Linked DNA regions of Homo sapiens: region 1 is linked to region 2. A link is a loop called in an ENCODE intact Hi-C map of the cell type or tissue named here. Cell type or tissue: gastrocnemius medialis. All regions are shown on one strand. Links, peaks and the distances in the headings refer to the core of each region. The heading gives the core; the rest is flanking DNA.

What was found. A loop is a pair of places that touch in the nucleus more often than their neighbours do. Peaks named below come from ENCODE experiments on the same cell type or tissue, not always from the same donor. Only the 100,000 strongest peaks of a DNase experiment are listed, where the experiment ranks them.
Region 1: a loop joins it to region 2, with 17 times the contacts of the local background. A loop is called at or near these places in 85 of 110 quality-filtered maps.

Annotation. Positions count from the first base shown.
Region 1 is chr10:30,531,592-30,536,971 of GRCh38, reverse strand. All of the region lies in intron 1 of LOC105376478 (a long non-coding RNA gene), which reads right to left. Among named protein-coding and RNA genes, the nearest start is that of LYZL2, 95 kb to the left of the region's middle. In gastrocnemius medialis, for the core only: a CTCF peak has its summit at 2,247 (motif pointing right); a DNase peak (open chromatin) is centred at 2,231; H3K27ac peaks cover 390 bases.
Region 2 is chr10:30,390,125-30,395,504 of GRCh38, reverse strand. No RefSeq gene overlaps it. Among named protein-coding and RNA genes, the nearest start is that of MIR7162, 24 kb to the right of the region's middle. In gastrocnemius medialis, for the core only: a CTCF peak has its summit at 2,831 (motif pointing left); a DNase peak (open chromatin) is centred at 2,794.

The DNA.
Region 1 (5,380 bases), core at 103-5,102, 140 kb before region 2:
GTAAGACCATTAGCTTCATTCCATAGATAAGACAATTGAAGTTTAGAAAGATTAATTACTTGCCAAAGGTTACCCAGCCAGGAACGGCTGAAACAGGCTGTTCCACTCTAACTACCCACATCCTTTTGTTTGTTAGGTCACATGGTCTTTTAATAATCTTCACTTAACAACTGGATCTGAACACCTGCTTTGCAGCTTGCCCCAGGTTAGGCATTCATGCCCCAAAGATGCACCACATACTGTCCCTGACTTGGCAGAGATGAGCCTTCCAAGCTCATTATTTACTTTTTCTTCCTCAGAAGTCATCAATGACGCAGGCCACAGTTTCTCATTCTCCTGATTTATATACTCGAAGAATTGTTTGCCTCATTAGCTGTTGTCGTGCAAAATACATTACCACCTTCCAGAATGAATTCCACAGCACCACATAGTTGTGGATAAGGAATAGGGTTTATTGGGGAAAAGGAAAATTAAATATGCCAAAGGACAGCAAAAGAAGAAAGGCATGAGACTGTGCTTAAAGAAACTGCTATATACCGTTGCACCACAAGGTCCTAAAAAAAGAAAAAAGAAACAGCTACAAATAAACAGAACAAATATAAGCATATTTCATAGAGAAAATAGGAAATCCAAAAGTTTTGGAGGATTAACTTTCCAAAAGCTTATTAAATAATACAAATAACTAAATTCAGGGCATGTCTGCAACATCCACATTTCCCATAACTGTCTCAAATCAGTGGCTCAGCCAACAGGACCAAGAATAAAGAATTCACTCTGCTTCGACCCCTAGGTCTCTCTGCAAACAATCCCATCACCCCTACCAATGAGCTTTGCCTCTACTCACCCATCTGAGCTCCAGCCTTCGCGTGTGACTCCGAACGGTGGAGTTTTCTCCTAAATCCATTCATCTTGCCAAAAGTAAGTGTATTTCATTGTTACTTTTTACTGGCTTCACCTTCCTGGGATTAACCATTATGCTTTTGCTATTTCCCCATCTCCCTGTGTAAGCCCATGCTTCTGTATTATTTCATATTTTTAATGCCTTGATTTCACAACCCACCCTTTGAAAAACAGATTTATTTATTTATTTATATATTTATTTATTTATTTATTTATTTTGAGACAGAGTTTCTCTCTTGTTACCCAGGCTGGAATGCAATGGTGCCATCTCCGCTCACTGCAGCCTCTGCCCCCCGGGTTCAAGCAATTCTCCTGCCTCAGCCTCCTGAGTAGCTGGGATTACAGGAGTCCACCACCACGCCCCAGCTAATTTTTGTATTTTTAGTAGAGACGGGGTTTCACCATGTTGGCCAGGCTGGTCCCGAACTCCTGACCTCAGGTGATCCGCCCGCCTCAGCCTCCCAAAGTGAGAGCCACTGTGCCCATCCAGAAAACAGATCTGTTTTAAAAACTCCATGTGAGCAAGAACTATGTGGATCCCGTTCTCCGTCCTATACCCAGTGTTTGGGGAATGCATCTGTTGACTAAGTTAATGAATAATGAAATGAGTAAAAACCACATAAGGACATCTTAAACTCAAAATCCAAGGAGTAGGCAAATTTCCCCACCATGTGGAGCAGAGTTGGGCTTTGGGGGTTAATTCGTTTTCTTTATATCGTGCATTAAAAATAAGGAAATAGGCTGGGAACACTGGCTCACGCCTGTAATGCCAGCACTTTGGGAAGCCAAGGCAGGAGTATTGCTTGAGCCCAGAAGGTCAAGGCTGCAGTGAGCCATGATGGCGCCACTGCACTCGAGCCTGTGAGATAGAGTGAGACCCTGTCTCAAAAAAATAAAGAAATAAAAAAAAAGGATGGGGTGGATAAAAGTTGATTTTGGTTTCCCACTCTGATATCTTCCCATATGTATTCTCTCTTCCCAAAACAAGTTTTTGGTGGAGAACTGGGATATTCAAGGTTAATAATCACATCTTTAACCCAACTCAGAACAGAAGCCCATCAGTCAAGAGTCCACCTTTTAGGGGTACAGTATGAACACAAAACAGACGAACACGTCCAGGTAATGCTGTCACAGATGCTCATCCGCAGGGGTGGGCTAACGTGGTCAGGCCATGATACAGAGGAGCGTTCCACACGACTTCTCCAGGGGCTTCCGATTCTATGAACTTCAGCACACGTTCTGCGTGGCTGTGGCTGAGGGGGCACCTTAGACCTTTTCCTTCCCAGGGTTGTGTTGGCCATGGAGACATGAATGGTGCAACAGCGTGCCTGCATTTTTACAGTTTGTCACTAGATGGCAGCACACATTTGTCAAGACGGAGACTCGGCTCTGGTTTCTGTCACTCATTTCTAATTAATGAAACACCATTGGATTTTTTTCTTTTTTTTTCTTTTTTGAGATGAAGTCTCGCTCTGTCACCCGGGTTGGAATGTGTAGTGGCGCGATCTCGGTTCATTGCAACTTCCGCCTCCTGGGTTCAAGCGATTCTCCTGTCTCAGCCTCCTGAGTAGCTGGGATTACAGGTGCGCACCACCACACTTGGTTAATTTTTGTATTTTTATTAGAGATAGGGTTTCACCATGTTGGCCAGGCTGGTCTCAAACTCCTGATCTCAGAAGATCCACCTGCCTCGGCTTCCCAAAGTTCTGGAATTACAGGCGTGAGCCATGGCGCCCGGCCACTTGGTGCAGTATTTTCTTTGGTGGTTGGTGAACTGTTGTGACTATTTTCTCAAAAGTAGTTCTAGAATCAGCAACATTTAATCCCGAAGCAGGTGCAGGAGAATTCTGTGAGAGTCCAGCATGCAAAAATATGATCCTGGCCTATGATCTAACCAAGAAGCAGCTCCTCCTAAACCATGATTATCAAATTTCTATGCAGGTCAGGTGAGGTGGCTCACGCCTGTAATTCCAGGGCTTTGGGAGGCTGAGGCAGGTGGATCACTGAGGTCAGGAGTTCGAGACCAGCCTGGCCAATATGGTGTAATCCCGCCTCTACTATAAATACAAAAATTAGCCAGGCGTCAGGAGAATGGCGTGAACCTGGGAGGCGGAGCTTGCAGTGAGCCGAGATCACGCCACTGCACTCCAGCCTGGGCGACAGAGCAAGACTCCGTCTCAAAAAAAAAAAAAAAAAAAAAAAAAAAAAAAAAAAAAAAAAAAATTAGCCAGGTGTGGTGACCCATGCCTGTAATCCCAGCTACTTAGGAGGCTGAGGCAGGAGAATCGCTGGAACCAGGGAGGCAGAGGTTGCCGTGAGCCTATATCTTGCCACTGCACACACCAGCCTGAGTGACAGACAGAATGAGATTCCATCTCAAAAAGAAAAAAAAAATTCTGTGCAGTCCCCTTTCATGCGCAGATTTTGAAGATTAAAAGCAGAATAATCTATGCAAACAAAAGAACAAAAAATCCAGCTCAGAGTAACAGCATACGGTGCTGGAGATTTGTGATATTTGCAGTGTTGCTTCTGTGCCTTTCTGTGACAATAGAAAAAGTGAAGATTTCAATTGAGTTATGATGCTTGGGTTATTGTTTCTGGGTTTTTTTTCTTTGTTTGTTTTTTGTTTTTTTTTCTCCTCTCCCTCCACATAGACCTTGGAATGGACAATTTCAAGTGCATGGGATAAATCCAAAGACTTGAGTCTCTAGCAGCCAGCTAGACTTGGCCTCTCCTTGACTTTGGGCGGTGGGAATAATACTCACCAAATAAGCGACCAGCACAAACTATCTTTTACTCTGAAAGTCTTTGCTTGCGCCTCTCCAAGCTAAAAATAGTAACAGCTAATGCTTACTGAGCACCTACTGCATACCTGACAATGTAAAGAATCCTCTGTTGCTTTGTACAAGAAAACTTTAAAGAAGGTATCATTAACATCACACTTATTTTATTGTAAATGAAGAAAGGCTTATTCACACAACTTGCACAAGGCCTCCCAGCTAGGAAGCAGTAGCTCTGGATTCAATCCAGATTTAAGTAACACTACGTTAAACCACTGCCACCTCGCCCCCACCCACCAAGACCAACAAACTTCCAAGAAAATGTTCTAAAACTCTTCAGGGAGTTTTCCTGTAATACTAAGAGGATCATGGAGACTAGTGGGCCAAGCTGATCCTGGAGCTCTTCTGCAGTCCGCTATGTGGCTCCTTTATAAAAGAACATGTTATGGCCTCTAAGATAATCTGTTCCCATAGAATTGGGAAATTGACTCTACACTATGGGGCACAGAACACCAAACACATGCATGTGATTTCTGGTAAACCAACTTGATCCAGATGTAAAAAAATCAGACTTAAGCAATAGAGTGGGCCGGGCACAGTGACTCATGCCTGTAATCCCAGCACTTTGGGAGGCTGAGGCAGGCAGATTACCTGAGGTCAGGAGTTCAAGACCAGCCTGGCCAACATAGTGAAACCCCATCTCTACTAAAAATACAAAAATTAGCTAAGTTTGGTGGCGCATGCCTGTAGTCCCAGCTACTCAGGAGGCTGAGGCAGGAGAATCGCTAGAACCCCGGGAGGCGGAGGTTGCAGTGAGCCAAGATCCAGCCACTGCACAACAGCCTGGGTGACAGAGCTAGACTCTGTCTCAAAACAAAACAATAGAGTGTCTTACCTCAGTATAAGACCTTGCACTTTTCAGAATACTTCCTCTTACTCTTCACAGCATAGCTGCAAGGTAGGAAGAGAGATACCATCCCTGTAGAACATACCAGTTAACAGCTCTGGGCAGGGCCAGCTTGAGTAACCGGGATAGTCACTCAGGGCCCCACATGTTCAGAAAGTCCCAGCATTTGGAAGTTTTCACATTCCCCTAGCACTTGGGGTTTAATTAATTATTCATTTAAAATCTTACTAATTTGATCTTTGACTTTATGTTTTGTTTGTTGGTTTGTTTTGAAGCCAAGGTCATGGTCTGTTACTCAGGCTGGAGAACAGTGTTGCACCCATGGCTCACTGCAGCCTGCACCTCCTGGGCACAAGTGATCCTCCAGCCTCAGCCTCCCAAGTGGATGGGACTATAGGCGCAAGCCACCATGCCCAACCTTGAATTTGTGTTTTGTAAGCGAAGTCCAGCGGGACAATGGAACGTGCACCAGGATTGGAGCCTCAGTCCTGCACCCTACTGCCTTCTTGCCTCCCAGCTTTTGGTCACCTGGTCCTCCATGGCCACTGATCAGCAACCTCTACTGCCTCCCATCACCAGGGGACCCCTGGCATGGGCACAGAAAGGGTCTTTTCTTAAGAGAAGATAAGAATCCGGCCAGGTGCAGTGGCTCATGCCTGTAATCCGAGCACTTTGGGAGGCCGAGGTGGGTGGATCACTTGAGGCCAGGAGTTCGAGACCAGGCTGGCCAACATAGTGAAACCCTGTTTCTACTAAAAATACAAAAATTAGCCTGGTATGATGGCGTATGCCT
Region 2 (5,380 bases), core at 227-5,226:
GCATGGTGAAACCCTGTCTCTACTAAAAATACAAAAATTAGCTGGGCATGCTGGCACACACCTGTAATCCCAGCTACTCAGGAGGCTGAGGCAGGAGAATCGCTTGACCCCAGGTGGTGGAGGTTGCAGTGAGCCGAGATCGTGCCGCTGCATTCCAGCCTGGGTGACAGAGCGAGACTCTGTCTCAAAAAAAAAAAAAAAAAAAGAAAGAAGGATAATAAATGAAATATGGAAAACTACACAACCAGAAAAATAAACAACTACCAATACCCAAAACATGGCTAAATCTCATAGGATTGTGTTGAATGAAAGAAGTCAGCCACAAACATGCACATACTGTATGAATCCATTTATATTCATAATTAACCCAGGGTGACAGACGTCAGGATTGTGGTTAACTTTGAGGAGGACAGCAACTGAGAAGGGGCAAGAGGGAGCCCTCTGTGGTGATGGAAGCATTCTGTATCTTGAGCTGAGTGGTGGTCACATGAATGTGCACATATGTAAATAGTATGGAGTTGTAATTTAAGGTATATGCATCTCACTGTATGTAAGATACTGTCTTAGTCCATTCGTGCTGCTATAACAAAATATCTGAGACTGGGTAATGTGTAAAGGACAAAAATTTATTTCTCACAGTTCTGGTGGGTGGGAAGTCCAAGATCAAGGTGCCAGCAAATTTGTAGTCTAGTGAGGGCTGCTCTCTGCTTCCAAGATGGCACTTTAAATGCTGAGTCTTCCAGAGATGAGGAATGCTGTGTCCCAACATGGTGGAAAGGACAGAAAAGCAAAAGAAGGAAACCGAGCTAGGCAGCTCCCTCAAGCCCTTTCATAAGGTCACTATCCCATTCATGAGGGGGCTCTTCCCTCACGACTTAATTATCTCCTAAAGACGCTACCTGTAATCCCAACACTTTGGGAGGCCAAGGCGGGCAGATCATGAGGTCAGGAGATTGAGACCATCCTGGCCAACATGGTGAAACCCCGTCTCTACTAAAATACAAAAAATCAGCTGGGCATGGCACACCTGTAGTCCCAGCTACTCGGGAGGCTGAGGCAGGGGAATTGCTTGAACCCGGGAGGCAGAGGTTGCAGTGAGTCGAAATCATGCCACTGCACTCCAGCAGCCTGTAAACAGAGCAAGACTCCATCTCAAAAAAAAAAAAAAAAGACTCCACTTCTTAATACTATCACACTGGGGTGTGAGTTTCAACATGAATTTTGGAGGACACACAAGCATTCCAACCATAGCAAATTTACTTTATTAAAAAAGAAAAAAAAAAAGGAAAATCCTGTCTCCAAACATGATATTTTAAGAGTTGATATATTTACATCCCAATTTTCCAATTGCTTACATACATATTTGTGACGATCATTTTTAGCTGAGAAAAGTTTCAGTAAATTAAAAAAATCTCATATTATCTATTAATATCTTATTCAGATAAGATCAAATTTCTAACCTAGATTTTAGGTTAAGACATAGTCATTTGTTGTAATGTGAGAATGACAGAGAGAGAGAGAGATATTAACTAGCAGAATCCAACTATAAAAATAAATTTAAGGGCACAATTCTCTACTAATGACTCCCCCAGACAAATTATTACTTGGATAGCAATGAATCAACTAAAAATGGAAGCGAGAATAGTTTGAGTCCTTTTTGCAATGGATGGATGTTTATGAGACTATTAAGTGAAGAGGGTTCAGAAACAAGGGGATAAATGGCACGCTAATTCGGGGTTGAATGGAGTAATGGGATGGTCTTGGAAATATAAGAATCTTGCTTAATGGGGCTTGTCTACTTGCAATTCAATAAACTAATATACGTAAATTAAAAGAGATAAAGGACATGAGCACTCAGAACAAAATTACAGGAATAAATTTAGCAAAGGGGCACCAAAGTTGAGAGAAGGGTCACTGTTCCACGTCAGACATCTTTAATTCTTGCGTCATGGAGATGGTAAGCCAGCGAACAGAGTCTTCTGTCTGGAAGCTAAAACCAGCCTTTGGGATGGCTTCAGAGAGACTGTTCAGACTCAAGATGCAAAAGTAGATGTTGCATGGTCGAAAATATCCCGAAGGTAAAGGCTTTTTTCTTTTTTTCTTTTTTTTGAGACGGAGTTTTGCTCTGTTGCCCAGGCTGGAGTGCAGTGGCGCGATCTTGGCTCACTGCAACCTTTGCCTCCTGGGTTCAAGCAATTCCCTGCCTCAGCCTCCCGAGTAGCTGGGATTACAGGCGCCCACCACCATGCCCAGCTAATTTTTTGTATTTTTAGTAGAGACGGGGTTTCACCGTCTTGGCCAGGCTGGTCTTGAACTCCTGACCTCGTGATCCACCTGCCTCGGCCTCCCAAAGTGCTGGGATTACAGGCGTGACCCACCGCGCCCGGCCGGCAAAGGCATTTTCAAAGACAATGGTGCTCGGGGAAAAGAATGCTGTGTGTTTTAAAAGAAAAAAAAAATAAAAGAAAGAATGGAAACAAGGAAGAAGAAGTGACCAGAGGGTGGGGTGACCATATGTTCTGGTTTGCAAAGTACACGTAAGGTTATGTCTGCTGTCCCGGTGCAATTATAACAGTGCCCCTTGCACTCTCCGAATGTCCGGATTTGGATGATAAATCATATGATCACCCTGCCAAAGAGAGCAAATTAGCCAGAAGACCCATGTGTCGATTTCAAACGGTGTGGACTGATCCGCAGGCGCGCTCAGGCCGCTGCCCAGCTGAACGGTGTGCACCACCTCTGCCTCGCCCTACCTCGCCCTGCCTGGGTGAGTCTCCAGGAAGGCTACAGCGGAACCCTCGGCTCCCACGTTGCTCTGGTGCCACCTGCAGGTTATGTGGGGGAACTGCTTCTCTCTACCCCACTACCCACCACCCTGCCTCCCCACCCTGATCCTGGGCAGCCTTGGAGTTGACCAAAAGACATTCAGAGCACCCGAAGCCCTGGGTGGGGAATGGGCTGGACCCCGCAGTGAAGCCTGCGTTACGGAATCAGACGGGCCCAGCTTAAACCAACAAAGCCAAGCTCTTCCTCTTCCTACCCACTCCTGTCCTGTCTCATTTTGTAGAGAGGAAACTGAAGCCTAATTCAGAATTTTCATTGGTAGCATTGTGAAGCATACAGCTGGAACCTCCCAGGTGCCATTCCCCACATCTCTGTCTTTCCCCTAATACATTAGGATAGTGGGTAAGCAAGAGAACTTAAGTTTACTGAGCTCCTATTGTGTACTGGGCAGAGTAGGCACTTTTATCTCCAGCCTCGCAATTGATGGGAAATAGGTGATTATACAACCGGGATATAGGATCAGAGTGGGCTAGTGATGTGCTCACAGTATCTCAGCTGAAATTGGAACCTAGGGGTCTTTGACTCTAAAGGTAGTGCTCTTTTTGGGTCTCCAGTTTGAGCAATACTTGCAAAATGCAAAGAACACCATGAAAATCTTACATTGATCCATAAAAGACTGTATTGCAAACAAAAACATGGAGTGTCTTCGTGGGGGAGACGGTGAGGCAGGGAGATTATCTCAATTCTGTGCAACCTGAGAACTCTCTGAGGAAAATGAAAAAAGCCCGACTGAGTGCAATTTGTCTGATAAACAAAATCTGTCAGAATGTGGGGCCTTGTGAGTGCTAAGTGAAGGTAAGAAACCACGGTGCTGGACATTTTCTAAGGTGTTCTTTATGAAATTACTCAGGGCCTCAGTGCCTTCACCTTCTTCATGAGCCTAGGCAGTTTCCCCATCTGTCTTCATCCTACTGCCTGACATCCTATCTATCAAACTGCTTTTGGAGTTATGACTCAATAAAATAAAAATCATGGTGGGAGTCATTTACACCCTAGTGAGAGTCATCTAAGATTCCCTTTTCTTCTCAGACCTTTTAGCTGAAGTTGGTTATGAGAGAGGTTGGGGAGGAGGAAAAGGGTCGGGGCGAGCAATCTTGGAGCTTGCACTGTTTCTTGCCGACGACCTGGCACAGTGTGAAAATGTCAATCTAAATGGAGAGCTCTATGCATGTTCCAGTCTATTCCCTTTGTCACCAATACCAATCCCCAAAGCAGAGCCCCCGGGAGGGCTGGACTGAAAAGCCTGGAGGTAATAGAAAATGCTTGGCTTTGGATTTCAGGTCAAGTTCTGCCGGCGACTTGCTGTGTAAGATTAGACAAGTCAGTTCACCTCTTTGCACTTCAGTGACCTCATCTGTAAAAGGCTGGTCTGGACTAGATTAAAGACTTTCTTTAGGTTTTGCAATTTTTGTTGTTGTTGTTGATGGTTGTGTGTGTGTGTGTGTGTGTGTGTGTGTGTGTGTGTGTTTAAACAGAGTCTCACTCTGTTGCCCAGTTAGAGTGCAGTGGCGCAAACTCGGCTTACTGCAAATTCTCCTGCCTCAGCCTCCGGAGTAGCTAGGATTACAGACGTGCGCCACCACACCCAGATAATTTTTGCATTTTTCATAGAGATGGGGTTTCACCATGTTGGCTAGGCTGGTCTTGAACTCCTGACCTCAGGTGATCCGCCCGCCTCGGCCTCCCAAAGTGTTGGGATTACAGGCGTGAGCCACTGCGCTCGGCCTGCAATTGTTTTTTGTTTTAATGTTATATTCAATTCTTCCTCCATCTTTATTAAAGTATAATTGATAAAAATTGTGTATATTTACAGTGTTCAATGTGATGTTTTGATATATGCATACATTATGAAATGATTAAATCAAGTTAATTAACATTTTCATCACTTCACATACTTTTATTATTATTATTATTATTGTGGTAAGAATATTTAAGATCTATTGGCTTAGAATAGTGTTTACTAGAGGCGAGGAAGGGTAAGGGGGAGGGGGTAGCCAAAGGTTGGCTAACAGGTTAACAGATACATGAGTACATGGCTGAGTTTGGTGGCTCACACCTATAATCCTAGCACTTTAGGAGACTGAGGTGGGAGGATCACTTGAACTCAGGAGTTTGAGACCAGCCTGTGCAACATAGGGAGACCCCATCTCTTTAAAAAATTTAAAAAATTAACCAGGCATGTTGGTGCATGCCTGCGGTCCCAGCTACTCTGGAGGCTGAGGTGGGAGGATCACTTGGGCCCGAGAGGTCAAGGCTACAGTGAGTTGTGATTGCACCACTGCACTTTAGCCTGGGGGGCAGAGTGAGACCCGGACTGGAAAAAAAAACAAAACAGCTAAATAGGAGGAGTAGTTCTAGTGTTCTTTAGCATTATAGGGTGATGATAATTTATGACAATTTATTATATATTTTCAAATAGCTAGAAGAGTGCATTTTGAATGCTCCCAGAACAAAGAAAAGATAAATGTTTGAGGTGGTGGAGATGCTAATTACCCTGATTGGATCATTGCACATTGTATAAAAATATTATACTGTA